2 separate regions of the Homo sapiens genome follow, and region 2 is linked to region 1. A link is a loop called in an ENCODE intact Hi-C map of the cell type or tissue named here. Cell type or tissue: heart left ventricle. All regions are shown on one strand. Each heading gives the region's core, and the rest is flanking DNA. Links, peaks and the distances in the headings are about the cores only.

The links. Hi-C counts contacts between places; a loop is a spot of excess contacts. Peaks named below come from ENCODE experiments on the same cell type or tissue, not always from the same donor. Only the 100,000 strongest peaks of a DNase experiment are listed, where the experiment ranks them.
Region 2: a loop joins it to region 1, with 6 times the contacts of the local background. A loop is called at or near these places in 1 of 110 quality-filtered maps.

What each region holds. Positions count from the first base shown.
Region 1 is chr5:1,218,698-1,227,605 of GRCh38, forward strand. It overlaps SLC6A19 (solute carrier family 6 member 19), which reads left to right. Exons shown (of 12, transcript NM_001003841.3): 9 at 206-410; 10 at 808-967; 11 at 2,454-2,616; 12 at 3,004-6,414. The coding sequence ends at 3,207. SLC6A18 (solute carrier family 6 member 18) reads left to right here and starts at 6,684. Exons shown (of 12, transcript NM_182632.3): 1 at 6,684-6,940. The coding sequence starts at 6,781. RefSeq lists an enhancer at 7,078-7,620. In heart left ventricle, for the core only: no CTCF peak of the experiment used is centred there; no DNase peak of the experiment used is centred there.
Region 2 is chr5:1,395,524-1,404,431 of GRCh38, forward strand. SLC6A3 (solute carrier family 6 member 3) reads right to left here. Exons shown (of 15, transcript NM_001044.5): 13 at 7,399-7,566; 14 at 5,392-5,463. Among named protein-coding and RNA genes, the nearest start is that of LINC01511, 20 kb to the left of the region's middle. In heart left ventricle, for the core only: no CTCF peak of the experiment used is centred there; a DNase peak (open chromatin) is centred at 5,028; H3K27me3 peaks cover 319 bases.

The sequences.
Region 1 (8,908 bases), core at 685-8,684:
GATGGGATCCACGTGCTGGTCCTGATGCATAGTTCGGCTTTTGAAAATACACTTTGGGCCTAAAAGACAAGATCTAGCTATTTCATGACAGCTCAGACCTGCCCGCCCCATGCTGCGTGGCTTGGCGACGCACGAGACCTCGGGCGGGGAGGAGACGGAGCCCACGGAGGGCAGAGGCCCTGGTGACTGTGTGTCATCCGTGCAGGCCGTGGAGGGCACAGGCCTGGCCTTCATCGTCTTCACCGAGGCCATCACCAAGATGCCGTTGTCCCCACTGTGGTCTGTGCTCTTCTTCATTATGCTCTTCTGCCTGGGGCTGTCATCTATGTTTGGGAACATGGAGGGCGTCGTTGTGCCCCTGCAGGACCTCAGAGTCATCCCCCCGAAGTGGCCCAAGGAGGTGCTCACAGGTACGTGTGCAGTCGGGAGGGGTCCCCATGGCAATGGTGCCACCTGTGGGATGGCAGCCCCCGGCTGTGTGAACAGCTCTGTCCCCGGCCGTGCGTGCAGCCCCCGGGCGTGTGAACAGCTCTGTCCCCGGCCGTGCGTGCAGCCCCCAGGCGTGTGAACAGCTCTGTCCCCGGCCGTGTGTGCAGCCCCCGGGCGTGTGAACAGCTCTGTCCCCGGCCGTGCGTGCAGCCGCCGGGCATGTGAGCAGCTCTGTCCCCGGCAGTGTGTGCAGCCCCCGGGTGTGTGAACAGCTCTGTCCCTGGCCATATGTGCAGCCCCCAGTTGTGTGAACAGCTCTGTCCCTGGCCGTGCGTGCAGCCCCTGGGCGTGTGAGCAGCTCTGTCCCCCGGCCTGCAGGCCTCATCTGCCTGGGGACATTCCTCATTGGCTTCATCTTCACGCTGAACTCCGGCCAGTACTGGCTCTCCCTGCTGGACAGCTATGCCGGCTCCATTCCCCTGCTCATCATCGCCTTCTGCGAGATGTTCTCTGTGGTCTACGTGTACGGTGTGGACAGGTAGGGGCCACGGTGGGGACAGGTGCCTCTAATGCAGAAAAGCCAGGTCACAGGGCGTTCCTGTGAGGGAGGACCCGGGCTGTGTTCAGGGTACGGAGGGAGAGTCTATGACTCGGGGCCTCGGCCGGCCACAGAGGCTGGTGTAGACCTGTCCTGGCGGGAGCAGAGGGCATCAGCAGGGCCCTGGCATGCCGATAATGGGAGCTTTGTGTTGCTGGGAGCCGGGAAGCCCAGTGGAGCCCAGACCTTGGCGGTGCCCACGCAGAGAGCCAGAGCTCGAGGCCACTGCAGGGCCCACGGCCGGGGATGCTCCTTGTGTGTGTGTGTGTGCAGGGGGGTGGGGAGTGCCTTATTTCCCTGATGCTCCAGGCCTTTTTAGGGCAGAGAGACTCCAGCAGTGTGGTAGAGCCTCAGACAGGGACTCTTGGTTGGAGCCACCACAACTTTAGAAATAATCAGACAAGGCCGGGCACGGTGGCTCATGACTGTCATCCCAGCACTTTGGGAGGCCAAGGTGGGCAAATCACTTGAAGTCAGCAGTTTGAGACCAGCCTGGCCAACGCGATGAAACGCCGTCTCTACTAATAATACAAAAATTAGCCAGGCATGGTGGTGCATGCCTGTAATCCCAGCTACTCGGGAGGCTGAGGCAGGAGAATCGCTTGAACCTGGGAGGTGTAGGTTGCAGTGAGGGGAGATCATACCACTGCAATCCAGCCTGGGTGACAAAATGAGGCTCCATCTCAAAAAAAAAAAAAAAAAAGAGGAAGAAAAGAAATAATTGGACAGACTCAGTTAACATTGAGCAGGCACAGCCCTGCAGGCTCCCGGCTTGGGAAAACCCCAGCAGTGGGGTTTGCAGGACGCAAGGGCAGTAAGCCCTTGCCGGGTGTGAGGTGCATGCATAACCACCTAAATGTGGAGCACGTGAGACCAGCTCCTCCTCACACGCTTCTGCGGGGACCATGGGTACCCACCTGGACACTGCAGGCCTGGGACCGGCTTGGGTGTAACCTTCTGCCTGCTCCATCCTGATTTATGCAGACGATAAACTCCTTTGCGCAGAAGAGGGTTCAGCAGAGGATGGGAATTGAGCCGTAGGGTGGGGAAGGTGTGGGGTTTTCTGACTTCAGGGTGCTGCTAAGGAAGGAGAGGCTGGGGGTGTCTGGCGGCGCTCCCTCCTCCAACCCCCCATTCTGCACCAGTGACCACCTCAGACGTGGGTGAGGGCGGGGCACCTCTGACCATGGGCAAGCCGTCGAGCACTGGCTGGTGGCATCGTAGGGCAGAGGCAGCTGCTGGCCGTGCCCACAGAGGGGTCTGCTTGAGGAGGCACCCATGACCAGGAGGGAGGGATCGGGCCCTGGCAAGGGGAGGCCGGGCACCTCGCAGCACACCATCTGTTCGGGTAGCAGAACGTACAGAAAGCTTAGCGAGTTGAAGCCCAGCTGGTAGCAGCAGTGACAGCTGTCTCTGGCCTTGGCAGGTTCAATAAGGACATCGAGTTCATGATCGGCCACAAGCCCAACATCTTCTGGCAAGTCACGTGGCGCGTGGTCAGCCCCCTGCTCATGCTGATCATCTTCCTCTTCTTCTTCGTGGTAGAGGTCAGTCAGGAGCTGACCTACAGCATCTGGGACCCTGGCTACGTAAGTGTCCAGGCAGTCGCCTGGGGTGGGGAGAGGAATGGGGAAGGGGAAAGGAGGACACTCATCCACACACATGGCGCATGCACACACAATACACACACCCACACACATGGGCACACACACTCACACTCAGGTGCAGTCCAGCCACCACCCCACGCATCTTGCTGGTTCCCCCCTCCCTGACACCAATGTGTCACACCATCCCAGGAGGGAGGTGGGTGGGCTGGGAGTTGGGAGGTAGGGGAAAGGGGAAGCTGGAGGAGCCCCAGGCCACCCTGCCTGCCCCACAGGACAGGAGGTGAGAGTCATGGGGTGAGGGGCCTTTGCCTCAAAGTGAACCCCACTGGCTCCCGGGATGCCTACTCACCCATGGGGCTCTCTCCCCAGGAGGAATTTCCCAAATCCCAGAAGATCTCCTACCCGAACTGGGTGTATGTGGTGGTGGTGATTGTGGCTGGAGTGCCCTCCCTCACCATCCCTGGCTATGCCATCTACAAGCTCATCAGGAACCACTGCCAGAAGCCAGGGGACCATCAGGGGCTGGTGAGCACACTGTCCACAGCCTCCATGAACGGGGACCTGAAGTACTGAGAAGGCCCATCCCACGGCGTGCCATACACTGGTGTCAGGGAAGGAGGAACCAGCAAGACCTGTGGGGTGGGGGCCGGGCTGCACCTGCATGTGTGTAAGCGTGAGTGTATGCTCGTGTGTGAGTGTGTGTATTGTACACGCATGTGCCATGTGTGCAGATATGTATCGTGTGTGCATGTACATGCATGGGCACTGTGTGAGTGTGCACGTGTATGCACACATATACATGTGTGTGGGTGTGTGTATTGTATGTGCATGTGCCATGTGTGCAGATGTGTCATGTTGTGTGTGTGCATGTACATGTATGGACATTGTGTGAGTGTGCAAGTGTGCATGCATATACATGTGTGCGATATTTGCTGCCCGTGTGTGTGCATGTATATATAGACATACATGCCTATGTTGTGTGTGGTGTGCATATGTGTGAACACACACGTGTATACATGCATGCACATGTGCTCGTACAATGGGTGTCCACATGCACGTGTATATGTATATCTGTGAGTGTATATACATGCATGCAATTGTGTGTATGTGTGTTCTGTGTGTGCGTTTGCAAGTATATATGCACATGTGTATATGTACATGTATGCCTGTGTGACGTGTGTATATGTGAGCATGTGTACGTGTGTGTATACGTGTGTTGTGTATATGTGTGTGTCTGTACCTGTTTGTGTATATGTGTGTGATGTGTGCTCGTGTGTGTGCATATTCAGGCAGGTGTGCATTTGTGCATGCCAGTGTGTATGTATGTGCGCATATGGACACGCATGGACACGCATATGGACACATATGGACACACATATGGACACGTGTGGATATGTGTGCGTACACGTCGCTGGGACACATGCCTGCCACTCGGGGCCCAGCTGCCCTCTGTGTTTGTCCTTGCCACAGTCACGGGGTGCATGTGCAGAGGGGAGCAGACCACTGGGGACGTGCTGTGCCCTGCACGTGCCCGGGGGAAGCGGAAGCTGCAGCTGGGGTGGGGGCAGCACCTCTATGCTTCATCTCTGTGGGTGGCAGGAGACAAAAGCACAGGGTACTATCTTGGCTCCTGGGAGCGACTCTTGCTACCCACCCCCACCCATCCCCTTCCCCTTGGTGTTGACCTTTGACCTGGGGGTTCCCAGAGCCCTGTAGCCCTCGACCCGGAGCAGCCTCTCGGAAGCCGGAGTGGGCAGTTGCTGGCGATTCTGAGAAAACTTGGCCGCATCCACCGGGGCCCTGCCTCCAGTCGGCCGCTGCCGAGTCTCTGCGTTCTGGCCGCTTCCCGGCTTAATGAATGCCAGCCATTTAATCATTGCTCCTGCCACCACAAATAGATGAGCAGTTAAATAAAACTCAACTTGGCATAATTCAAGGCAAATACCACTCTGTGCATTTTCTTAAGAGGACATGAGCTGTGTGAATTTTTAGCCAGCCTTTGGAAAAGATGGGTTACAGGGTAACTCAACCCTGGCTGCCATCCTTGGGCACTGTGTGTGTCCAGGGCACCTTGGAGGACCGTGCAGCCCCCAGAAGCTTCCAGCTCCCGCACCACTCAGTGAAGCCCAGCCTGGCGCCTGCCCTGCCCCCGTCACGGGATGGGCCCCCATTGGGGTTCAACATTCCATCGCAGCCAAAGGCAGTCGGCACTTGGGACATCTGCTTCCACGGACAGGTCACCTCCGCTTTGCACGGAAGAATCTGGATGCTTACATTAAACTGGTGTTCTGAGAGTTCCTACGGACAGGTCACCTCCGCTTTGCATGGAAGAATCTGGATGCTTACATTAAACTGGTGTTCTGAGAGTTCCTACGGACAGGTCACCTCTGCTTTCCATAGAAGAATCTGGACGCTTACATTAAACTGATGTTCTGAGAATTCCTACAGGCAGGACTGAAAGCCTGGTGTGTGCCAGTATGATGTTCCACCCACAGAAACCTGGTCACAATCGTCCCTTCCAGCACCCCATCCAGCAGTGACTGCACACACTGAGTCCCCTACCAGCCCCTTTCACCCTGCTGACTGTCACTGGGCCCTGGGATGCGCAAGACTCCACAGCAGCAGAGGTGGGGGGACATATCACAGCCTCTGCCCCCGGCTGTGATGCCACCGAGGGGCTCGCCTGCTGATGGCTTCAACAGGGTCTCACCTCATCTTTTCCTGCTCTTTGGCCCTGGATCGAGAAAATTTCCATCAGTGCCCCATTAATATGCTGCCCTGTGGCATCTGCCCAGGAGGCCCTGCCAGGCGTGCACAGGTGTGCATTGGTGTACCCTGGCATGCACAGGTGTGCACTGATGTGCCCTGGCATCCATTGGTGTACCCTGGTGTGCCTGCCATAGGACCCTGGGCGGGAGCTCCCATCTCATCTACATCTCCTGATTCATGCGTTGTTTCATAGGTTTCAATGTCTCTGTAAATGTGGTAGAAATGCAGGCTTTATGGGCATAAAGTGTACATTTCTAAATAAATCCCTTCTATTGAGTATGCTCACCCTAGAAGTTACTGTTGTCCAGACGTAGAGGGATGAGTGAGCCAGTGACCTCAGACGGGATGGTGGGGACGGCAGGTCCAGCTCCTGCCTCCTCCTGGGGGGTCTGGCTTTGGGGGCTTGCTCCGAAGAGGCCATGGCCCAGGCCTGTGGCCTCACAATGGGGACCAACCAGCTCTTCTCATCTTCTTCCCTCACACTTCCTCTCACTCAAATAAGAACCTTCCAAAAATGTGTCCACCTGGGCCCCTGCCCTGGGACTCATGGATTTGGAGTTGTGGCCACACGGTTGAGGGGTGCAGTGTCCAGTGGAATGGGGCAATTGCGGGCCTGGGGGCCCTTGGCCTGTCCGTGGCGGGAGCATCTGCAAGGAGGAGCCCCAGAGTCCAGGGAGCACTGTGGGGAGCTCCTTAGAGCTGAACTCACCCGGCGTCAACTCATCAACCCTCCACCCATGGACAGGGGTGCCCCCAGCACAGGAGAGGACTCAGCCCTCTGCCCCCACGCACGGTGGGTGCCTGTCACCCTGTCCTGCCCAGCGGCCCGAGGGCAGCAGTGGGTGTGAGGGCAGCCCCCGGCCTCCCAAGAGCAGCTGAGAGGATCCCTGCGGGAATCCGGGCTTCGGGTGCATGCGATCTGATCTGAGTTGTTTCTGACAGTGACAGAGTGACAATCTATAAGTATCTCAAGATCAAATGGTTAAATAAAACATAAGAAATTTAAAACGATTAAAATATGCCTCAGTCTTGGGAATCCTGGTGTCTGCAACAAAAAAACTTGAGGCTGTCCTTGCAAACGGTCCTCATGGTGCTGGGGGTGGTGCCAGGCCCGGCGTTTGCCTGGAACACAGAGCATGCGAGAAGGAGCAGAGGACGTGGGTGCCAGGGAAGGACCCTGGCGTCAGAGCCAGGGCCTGGACCTGAGTTACCCATTAACGGCACTCCACTGGTTTTCCTTTAAAGAAATGAATAAATACAACTGCAGTGGGGCTGCTTGTGGTTTCCAAACGTCGGCAGAGGCTGGAGACGGCTCTCTAGTGCTGGGTGTGGAGTGAGGCACCACCCTTGCCCTGAAGCCTGGGGCACTCAGTCACCATGGCTCATGCCCCAGAACCGGACCCGGCCGCCTGCGACCTCGGGGATGAGAGGCCCAAGTGGGACAACAAGGCCCAGTACCTCCTGAGCTGCACTGGGTTTGCCGTGGGACTGGGGAACATTTGGCGGTTCCCATACCTGTGCCAGACCTATGGAGGAGGTAAGCACCCACCTGCGTCCTGGGGCAGACCCCTAAGCAGGGGAGGCCGTCTCCACCCTGACCTGCCAGGCGCCTGCCACGCATCCCCAGTGCTTGGGCAGAGTCACTCCTCCTGGAAACCAGGGTGCACCATTGCCCACGGCAGAGTCAGTCCCCTCAGGGCCCACCTGCAGTCTTCTGGGACCTCAGGGCAGCTTCACCACTGCCCACAGCACGGAGGATCCAGTCCCCTCGGGGTCCACTATGGTCTTCCGGGACCTCAGGGCAGCTTCCTGCCAGGCGTCAGGTTGAATGGGCCGCCCTGCCCGACACACACACCCTACAAACAGTGAGCGCTCTTCCATCTGAATGTCGTCAGTTCTTTAAAGAACACACAATCCGCTCTGGGTTTCCTCACCACAGCCTTGGTGTGTCCAGACATGTGCTCAGGTGCCCTTCTCCGAGGTTCTTTGCAGGAATTTGGGGGCCCACCCCTCGCCTCCCTGGCTTTGGTTCTCTGGGAGAGCCCTGTGGGGGGTGCCAGGATGTTCAGAACTGTCTGGGTGACTTTAGTGACCTTGGACTCACCACCCCCAGAAGTGCATTGGTGACTGAAATAGGCTCCCACGCACCTCGAGCCTCCCCTCACCCTGTGCCTGCTTCTCTTCATGCAGGGGTCACACTCTGCTCTCCATGTGGCGACACAGGATGTAGGGACAGGCATGAATCACTGCTCTCAGGGAGCCGACGTACAACATCACGCATGGACACCCAGGTCTTCCCCAGGCAACACGGGCAGGGGCTTCCCAGGCCGCAGGGTCCTCCTCAGGCCAGGCCGGGCTGCTTGGTCAGCCTGTTCCCCGGGCCCTCAGCTCCTTCCCTGAGAGCCCCGCACAACTATCCCTTGTTATAAGGTTACTCCTTTAAAGTGTTTTTCCTCCTGCTTAAGAAAAGATTCTCAACAGGCAGAAAATGCAGGAAATGCGCACAAATGGAAAAAACAAAAAGAAACACCCGTCACTGCCACCCTCGGGGCACTGGGGTCTCTTTGGGGCTTTGGGGCTGGAGAGGGTGCATTGGGCCTTGGATCTTCTCATCATGAGAGTCCCTTTGAAGGCATTTCTGAAAGCACCAAAGCCCAAGGGCAGAGGCGTCCCTGGCTCCCGGGGCCCTCGCTGCCTGTGCTGCGGCTCGATCTGCTAAGAGTCACCAGAGCATGCAAGGTTGTGGGGGCAGCAGGCTTCACGCAGAGCTGGAAATGCCGGCCAACGCTTTACCCACCAACGCCTTGTTCGCCAATGCCTTGCCCACCGATGCCTTTCCTGCTGATGCCTTGCCCAACGCCTTGCCCACCGACGCCTTGCCCACCGATGCCTTGCCCACCGATGCCTTGCCCGCCGACGCGCCCAACGCCTTGCCCGCCGACGCCTTGCCCGCCGACACCTTGCCCGCCGACCCCTTGCCCGCCGACGCCTTGCCCGCCGACGCCTTGCCCGCCGACGCCTTGCCCGTCGATGCCTTGCCCGCCGATGACTTGCCCGCCGATGCCTTGCCCGCCGATGCCTTGCCCACCGAAACCCAGTTACCATTGCTAAGCGCCTGCAGTGTACTGGAAGTGTCTGGCACTAGCCTCCCTTAAACTCAGCTGCTCCACGCTGGGGCAAAGCTGGGGAGGCCCCCACCTGGGGTGCTGCTGAGGAGGGAGAACAGCCCTGCCCGCCAGCTGCGCGGGGACTTCAGGGCTGCTCCACTCATGAACGACTCTACCATCAATCTCCTGATGCAAGCCACCGGGTTGCATGTCATGAAACATCCAAGTTTATTTAACTCACACACTTCCTAAGGGCCGTGCCATCAGCATTCTCACCCTGTGTGTGAACATGCCCTTCACTTTGTCTCGCTGTGAGGATCACTCATTGATGATTTTGAAAACAAGATATAATTAAGAAGCAGGTACTGTGTAGCTTTTAACATTTGCATATACTCATG
Region 2 (8,908 bases), core at 605-8,604, 180 kb after region 1:
AAGAGCCTGCAGGGACCTCCTCAGCCAGGGTGGGATCACACTGCAGGCCAGGGGTCTACCGGGGGCCTGGAGCAGCCACAGCTGATGCCGGCACAGGCAGCATCCAGGTGCAGCTCGGGGCTCAGTGAAGGAAGCTGGGGTCAGGGAGCCCGGCCAGGACCCACAGCCACGGGTGGCCCAGCGGCCAGAGCCCTAGAGCAGAGGCTCTGGGTGGCAGCCCCACTTCAGGCCAGCGATGAAGAAGCCATGCTTGGGACTTCAGCTGTGAGTCCTGTTCCCCCCAGGGTGAAGCAGTTCTCTGTCCTGCCCGCTGACAGAAGCAGAAGGTCCCCTCTGGAGGGAGGTGTGCTTGGGGGCTCCCAGATTCCCACAGATTAAGATCAAGCCATAAATGTAAAATAAAGACTAGAAACAGAAGACAGCAGCCCACTCTAAGTGAGTCCCCAGAAACCAGACCTCAATTTGACCCCAAAGGACCAGAGCTGTTGCAACAGATTACAGGATGGCCACATAGGGGACTCTCAGAAAAGTGACACACGCACATCACAGTGATGAGAATTTCACAAGAAACAGCAGAGCACACGCAGCTTCCAGAGATGAAGTAGAAAAGAGAATGGCTGGGCTGCAGACCAGGGGCAGGGCAGTGGAATGCGGAGCGTCCATAGCTGAGCTGTGGTTTGTTCACGTGACGGACGGTCAGGGACCAGTCACGGTAGGTGAAACGTAGCTATGGATACAAACATTTCTGACCTAGATGGAATAATAGGGATCGAATTTACCCTACTGTCCGAAACAAGCCCCAAATAAACAAAACACACGTGCCGATGACCTTCCAGACCATGGACACCAGACCGTAAGGGTCAGTGGTCCCTGAGGGAAGCCAACAAGGAGGCCCCCCTGCCACCCTGCTCGCTGCCTCGAGGGAGTTTCTAGATTGCAGCACAGGGAGGGTGCAGCCTGGTGGACTCCCTGAGCTGAGACGCTGGAAAGGAGAGCGAGGGAAACGGAGGTGGCTGCAGTTTGCAGGCCAGAGCGCCAGAGAGGAGGTGGCCACACAGAGAGAAGACCCGGGACAATGGCCCAGGACCCCTGCTGAGGGTTCAGACGAGCACATCCCGCTGTGAATGAGGAGGCTGGGGAGAGATCCGCCGACAGGACCAGAGGGAACCACCTCTGATGCCCACACAGGGCTGGGCACGGTGCCTGTTCCCCCAGCCAGGAGAATGTCATGATTCTCGGGGATCTGCATGGGGTGTGCATAAGGTCTTGCTTCAGTAGGGGTTGGTTAGGGCTACACCAAATGCTGAAGCCAAATAATACACTTTTTAGGAAGCTAGAAATATCTAGAGATGCAACAAATGAAATTGTAAGAAGGGCAAGGGAAAGATCAAGCTAGACGCAGATACAGAATGGGTGAGGGGCAGGCAGTTTCCACAGTGCCTAGTTTTCCTGCTGTGGGCTCACAAGGGTCTGTTTGTTACGGTGACAAATTAATAATTTAAAAATGGCCACATGTGGATTAATGATAAGATGCGTTACTCAACTGTGCACCTAAGATTCAAATGAAAACAAAATCTAAGTGAGGTAAGAGACCTGGAGGACCTGGGGCAAAGTGGACACACCAGAGCCTCATAATGGAAAACACAGAAAGGCAGAAGGCAATCTTTCAGTGTGTGGCTGCAAAATTCACAGAATGACAAGATTTGTGAATCCACAGATCTGGCCACAAAACATATCCAGAGAGGAAAAATAAAAAGAAACCAAATTAACGGTGGTGGGTGCCTGCAGTCCCAGCTACTCGGGAGGCTGAGGCAGGAGAATGGCGCGAACCCGGGAGGCGGAGCTTGCAGTGAGCCGAGATTGCGCCACTGCACTCCAGCCTGGGCTACAGAGCGAGACTCCGTCTCAAAACAAACAAACAAACAAACAAACAAACAAAAAAGAAACCCAGGTCCCGACACTCCGCAGTGAACCCGAGACACCGAAAGCAGAAGAAACTCGGCCGAGTGCAGGGGTGAGGACAGAGCCCACCACAGAGCAGGCTCACAGGCCACACATCTCAGCACAGCCACGGAACACTGCTGCCTCCAAAACGCAGAGATAGTCCCTGTCAGCCTAGAGCCCTGAGCCCACAACAGTGCTTTCGTGAATGAGAGCAGCATAAAGATGTTCCCACACACCAATAGTGAGGGAGGTTAGCAAGAGACCTCCTCAAAGGAATGTCTGAAGGATGCTTTTTGAAAAGCAAGAAAATGGTCCTAGAAGAAAAGAAGTCTATAACAAAAGTATGGGAACCAACAAACACCAAGCATGCACATTAGTCCAAGGAACATGATGAGTCCGTACAAAATAATAACAGGAACAAGAACAATGACAGTGTCTAATTTGTGGGTTAAAAAGAGAGAAATAGATTTGAACAATCATAGCATGTTCATCAGTAGGAGGAAGATTTAAGTCCTTATAATGGGATGGGGTTAAAATATGGTTTCTCTGTAGAGTTTAAGTGAAATATGTATGGTACAACCTCAAGAGTAGCTATTAAAGGAATAGAATAAGTCCGGGCACAGTGGCTTACGGCTGTAATCCCAGCACTCTGGGAGGCAGAGGTGGGCAGATCACTTGAGATCAGGAGTTCGAGACCAGCCTGGCCAACATGGTCAAACCCTGTCTCTACTAAAAACACAAAAATTATCCAGGTGTGGTGCTGGGCACCTGTAATCCCAGCCACTTGAGAGGCTGAGGCAGGACAATTGCTTGAACCTGGGAGGTGGAGGTTGCAGTGAGCAGAGATCATGCCACTGCACTCCAGCCTGGGTGACAGAGCAAGACTCCACCTCAAAAAAAAAAAAAAAAAGAATAAAGTATGTAAGTTCTAAGCAAGTAGAGAGAAATAAACGGAATAATAAAAATGAGTGAACCAAGAAAAATCAATCTATAAAAAGGCAATAAAGGAGAAAAACACTAAAAATGGGACAAATGGAATAGAAAGATAGTAGAATCAAGTTCAAATATATCAATAATCACAACAAATGTAAATGGATTAACCTGTCCAACTGTCAGCGTAAAAAATTCTAGGTGTATGCTGGGTTTGCAAAAGACACTTAAATCTTAAGGTTACTGCAAAGTTGAAAGTTAACAGATTGCAAAAGATATTTCAGGCAAACTCAAAAGACACCTTGGTGCAACTATATTTGTCCCAGACAAGTCAGACTTTAAGACCAAAAGCATCATTAGGGAGTGAAGATGGGTTCATGTCACCAGGAAGAGATGATCATTCTGGACATGGATCAACCTCAGAAAACAGCCTCAGACTACAGAGAGCAAAACCTGATAGAACTGAGGGGAACAGCAAACAAATATACTATCGAGGAAGAATATGCCACAGGCATCTCTCAATTACTCATGGTCAAGCACCCCTAAAGTTGACAAAGTGTAGACAATGTGGGTAACATAATATATAACCCTACTCAAATGGACAGAAGCAGAACTGTGTATTGACAATTAGAGAATAGCACATTCATCTAAAAGATGTGCAACGTTTATCAAAGTTGATCAGGTATAAGGCCCTAAAGAAGTCTCAATACATTTTAAATAATAGGTATCATATGTGTTTGAGAACAATGAAATTAATTTGGAAATTAAAAACAAAAAGATGAGTAAAACATCCCCATATATTTGGCAATTTAAAAGCAGACTTTTAAGCAAGTTATGAGTTGACAAAGTCACAATGGAAATTAAAATATACTTAGAACTAAAAGATAAAGAAAAATACTATGAAAAAAATACGGAATGTAGCACATGGAGTATTTTGAGGGAAATTCATAGCCTTGAGTGCTTACATTAGAAAAGAACGAAGGATGCAAATTAATAACCTAAAGTCCAAATTAAAAAGTTAGCAAAACTACAACAGAGTAGATCCAAGAAAAAGAGAGGAAGAAATGATAAATACAGGAGCTGAGATTAATGTGACAGGAAGCACAGCAAGAATCTCACATGAAGTCAAAGTTGGATATTTGAGAAGACTAGCAAGATCCTGTACAAAGTGTAAGACCCCCAGGTATAGGACTCTCAGAGGAGAGAGGCTCTGGTGGAGCAGGACCGGAGGCCCAGTGGGGAGGGGCTGGCATCCTCTGGATGGATGGGATGGGATGCCTGGACACGCCTCCTGTGTTTGGAGCAGGCAAGTCACTGGGAGGACAGAGGAAAGGGTGCCAACGGAGGGAGGCAGAGCCCACACCAGAACCTGACTTGCAGGTAGGAGGAACAAGCTGTGCAGATGTGTGCTCAGAGGCGGCTTCTCCCCACTGCCTCCCGGCCTGTTCCCTGCTCAGCGTCTTGTTCTGCCTGACGTCACCACCCACCTCCCAGGCACGCAGAGCCCCCTCCCTCTGCCTGTATCCTTGCTCCTGCCCCATGTGCAGGTCCATGCTGGGCTCCTCAGGCATGAGCTCATGAGACCCCTGCTGGGAGGACTGTTTACGAGAACCAGCCACAGAGAGGTGGCCAGAGGGAAGAGGCAGGTCCGAGGTGGGGCCGCGGTGCCCTCCACACTATGGCCTTCTCTCCCTTTTGCTGTGCATTGGACTCTGCTGTCGGCATTAGGCTGACATTAGTGTATGGAATCAGGTCGGGGCTGAGGCCACTCTGGGGTGGAGGAGGACAGTGCCACAGGCCCAGGGCACAGCCCAGGCTCCTCTCCTGCTGGCCAGCTCTGTGATCTTGGGCACATTCCGGGGCCTCTCTGGGTCTCAGGGACCCTGGTGTAGAGAGAGTGCTGGGCTGCCTCTTAGGGTTGTGGGAGTAAAAACACGTCAAGTGTTTACTGTGTGCCCCCGGGAATGCACCTGCTCCACGGCATGTCATGAACATGTTCGCACACAGCTGGATGGCTCCCAGGGTGCAGGAAACACCTGGCGTGACCATCCTCTCACTCGAAGCCAGCCCCAGGCTCCCAGGCCTCTCCCAGCCCCTCCAGGGCTCCCTGTGGCTTCCCATGGCCAGGCCCAGGCCTCCCCTCCTGGCACTGTCCCTTGTGCCCCCGTGAGGCGGGGGGTGGTGGTCCCTTGCTGGTCCTTAACCTGGCTCAGCTGGCCCCACAGGGCACTGCTCCCGTGGTCTGGGACATGCCCAGGTCTTTGCAGGGACCATGCTTTCCTCAGGCGTCTGTGCAGCCGCACCTCCCAGGGCCCCTGCGTCATGTGCCCCCCGTCCCGGGCACACGTCTCCACTGTCACCTGCCACCACTGGCTGCCTGTCCTCATAGAGCACATGCTGGCTGAGTAAATGAGCACCATCTACACCAGCCTCGGAGCCCCCTGGGGGCTAAGAACACTGAGCTTGGGATCATTCTGAATTCCCCCGAGAGAGGCCCAGCAGGGACCTCGACCTCACCGTGAACTGGCGCACCTCCCCTCTGTCCACCAGCTCACGGTCCTTCTCGGGTGCAATGGCGTAGGCCAGTTTCTGAAAGAGAAAGAGAGTGCAGGGGTCAGTGCAGACCAGTACCCACTGCCAGCACCCACCACTGACTCACACTGCCAGGACCCTCACCTACCAGCACCCTCACCACCAGCCCTCCTCACCTGCCAATGCCCACCCGCTGGCATCCATATCACCAGCGCCCACCACTGACTTACACTGCCAGTGCCCATGCCGACCAGACAGCCAGTCAGGCCCGAAGCCAACATCCTGACGGTCCCCTTAAAGTCTAGCGCAGAGCAGAACATCAGCATTTGAGCACTCGCTTGAAAATAAAACGTGGTCCTGGAGATGGCTCTTGAGTCTAAGCTACCACGTGTGCTGGGCTCTGAGTAAGAAAGTGCCCACACCCAGGTGGGCTGCCTCGGGGCCACCTGCAGCTGACATATTCCGGGAGCACTTGCTTTTTGTCACCTGCAGCTCTTGGGAGAGTGAACGCTGAACGTGCCTTCCTTCCACTGCCCGCTGCGGCAGCTCCTGGGGCCTGGACAGCACCAAGTCCTCCCAGAGCAGGCAGCATCTTCAGGAGCTCACCCTCTCGGGCCTGGATGCCTGTATCTGGATCTCTGAGGCCAGGTGACCTCTCACAGGGACCCCTGTGCGTGGCCCCACCCCACGTCATCACCACAATTCCACTTGTACCTGGCTCAGCTGCTGAGGTTTTACTTGGCTTACGTTCAGAGTTTGGCCATGCGAGGGGTAAGGGCGCTGGCTGTTCAGGTCCGCCGGGCTGTAGGCATCCTCCAGCTCTGCGCTGACCTGGGCCCCGCCTCCCACGTCCATCCAGCCTCCCAGAGGAGCTCTCTCCCTGCAGAGACTGCCCGGCTGCCTGCTCTTCCCCTGTGCTGGGTCCTGGCAGGTCAGCCCGTGGGGGTCTGAGAGGGACTGTCCACAGCAGGGTGCCATCAGCTTTCCTGGGGCCATGGCAGCCCCAGAGCTCCTCCCACTCCACAGAAGCCCCCAGCCACACACTGTGCTTTGCCTGCACTGGGCCTTGGCCTGGCCAGGCTGCTGGAGAGACTGGCTCAGTGCCAGCCTGAGAGCATCTGCCACATGTCTGAGCCCAGGGGACACCGTGTGGCCCTAAGGTGGAATCCTTGAACACAGCTGGTGCTGCTCTGGGGTTTTGATGCCCAGGGCCAAGCGACTTCTTTCTGAGAAAGGCTGGGATTTGAGGAAGCAGCTTCCGGGAGTTCCCAGTGGTGGGATCTCAGGTGAGGGCGACCCTCTTCCAAGGAGGGAGTGTCCTTGTCTCTTCCTGGAACCACAGAGCCAGGGTGTTAAACAGGGCCCTGTGACTGGTCCACCTGCCTTTCTTCTACACAAAGGCGGCAAAACCAAGCAGAAGAAAGGAGATGCATATCAGTGACTCCGCAAAGCTTCCTCCACTGCCTGGGGCTCCAGCTGCCCCTGTTCAGCCAAAGTTGGGCTCGGCCCTGGGGGGACCTAGATCACCCCTGATTCTACCGCCCTCAGATGGCTTCTGTGTCCACCACACCACATACCATAGTGTGTAGGCATGCATGCACTCAGTACACACAAACACTTGGACACGAATGTGAGCACAGACCCAGGCCCACACACACGTGCACACGGAGACAGCACATACAGACACAGAGATACAGTGGATGTACACACAGGCACAAGCACACACAGACACATGCACACACAGACACACACAGACATGTGGACATACTTAAAGACACACACATGAATACACATATGGACGCACACCCATGGGCCCGGGCGTGCAGGTGGACACACACACGCACACACACACACAGTGTTGTGGTGGCCACCTCCAGTCTCCTCCTCTTGGTCACAGATGACCCAGGCAGGTGAGGACTGGGGCCATGGACACCCACGGAGCCTTTCTGGTGGCCTCACACTCGGGTGAAGGCGCCCCGTCCAAATACCCACCTCTCGAAAGGACCCAGGCAGGCTGCAGAACTTGTAGGCCGCATAGATGGGCACCATGGCCATGGAGGATGTGGCGATGACCCAGCCCAGCGCGTTGGCCCAGTCGGGGAAGATGTAGGCTCCGTAGTGGGGGGGTCTGAAGGTCACAATGCTGACCACGACCACGAACTGCAACCAGCAGATACGGAGGTCAGGCAGCTCTCAGCCGGCGGTGCCAGGACAAAGCAGGGAGCGGGCAGGCACTTCATGGCAGAGCGTCTCTCAGCCCCCACAGCTGTGCAGGTGCAGACCCCGGCCAGGCCTGCAGACATGGCAGCTGGGCATCCCGGGCAAGCCATGTCCTCCTGAAGCATGATCTAGCCTGTCCTGTCCTATCCTGTTCTCTCCCCTCCCCTCCCCTCCCATCCCATCCTGTTCCATCACCTCTCCTCCCCTCCCCTCCCATCCTGTTCTGTCCCCTCCCCTCCCCTCCCATCCTGTTCCATCCCCTCTCCTCCCTTCCCCTCCCATCCCATCCTGTTCTATCCCCTCTCCACCCCTCCCCTCCCATCCCATCCCATCATGTTCTATTCCATCCCATCCTGTTCTATTACATCACATCCGGCTCTATCCCATCCCATCTCATCCCATCCCATCCCTTCCTGCTGTATCCCACCTTGTTCTATTCCTTGCTTGAAATCACAACAAAAACAAAACTGACCACCACCCAGTACACTGAATCTATGATCATCCATGGCCTGAAGACACAACTGTGACCCATGCGGGACCACCCTAGGGCCATCTGAGCTCCGTATCTCTACTCATTCTAGAAGCAAATCTGATAAAGTCACAGACCTGTCTCAGAACCACCACCACAAAGGTAACAGAGGGTGGGGTGGATGCCACTTGGAGGGGAAGCTTCCCACTCTCCAGAGGCTTCTCCTGAGGCAGCTCATGCATTTGTTCATCCACTCCACAAACATGCACCACCATCTAAAAAGATCCTCCATGTGCCTACATATGCACCTCACACCTGAATGTGTTCTGTGCACCCACATGTGTACTGCACGCCTACATATGTGTTCTGTGTACCTGGGTCCTTCCCAAGGACACAAGTGAAGCTCTGATAGATATGGTTTATGATGTAGCTTAAAATGCAATTTTTTCCCAATTGTCCACTTTTCCTCAATTTCAGAAAAGTTAAAACATCCAAGCCTTCCACCTGAAAAGCATGTTGGACGCGTGTCTCATGCCAGTCTCAGCATCTTCTTCATGCGCTACTTCGGGCCACTTGTAGGTTTGGAGCCGGCTAGCGGAGGACTGGGATGGGGGCTGGGGTTGTGTCTGTCACGTGACCAGAGCCAGGGTGAGCAGCACTTTGGCGAGCAAAGCCAGTGGCCTGCAGCATCTGGGATCAGGGGCGGCTGCCTTGGCTGCACAGAGAGCCCTGAGCATGCTTTAAAGAGCCACGCGTGCATCCCTGGACATGTCGGGCTTGCCTATCTGACATGGAGGTATTGCTGTAATGTGC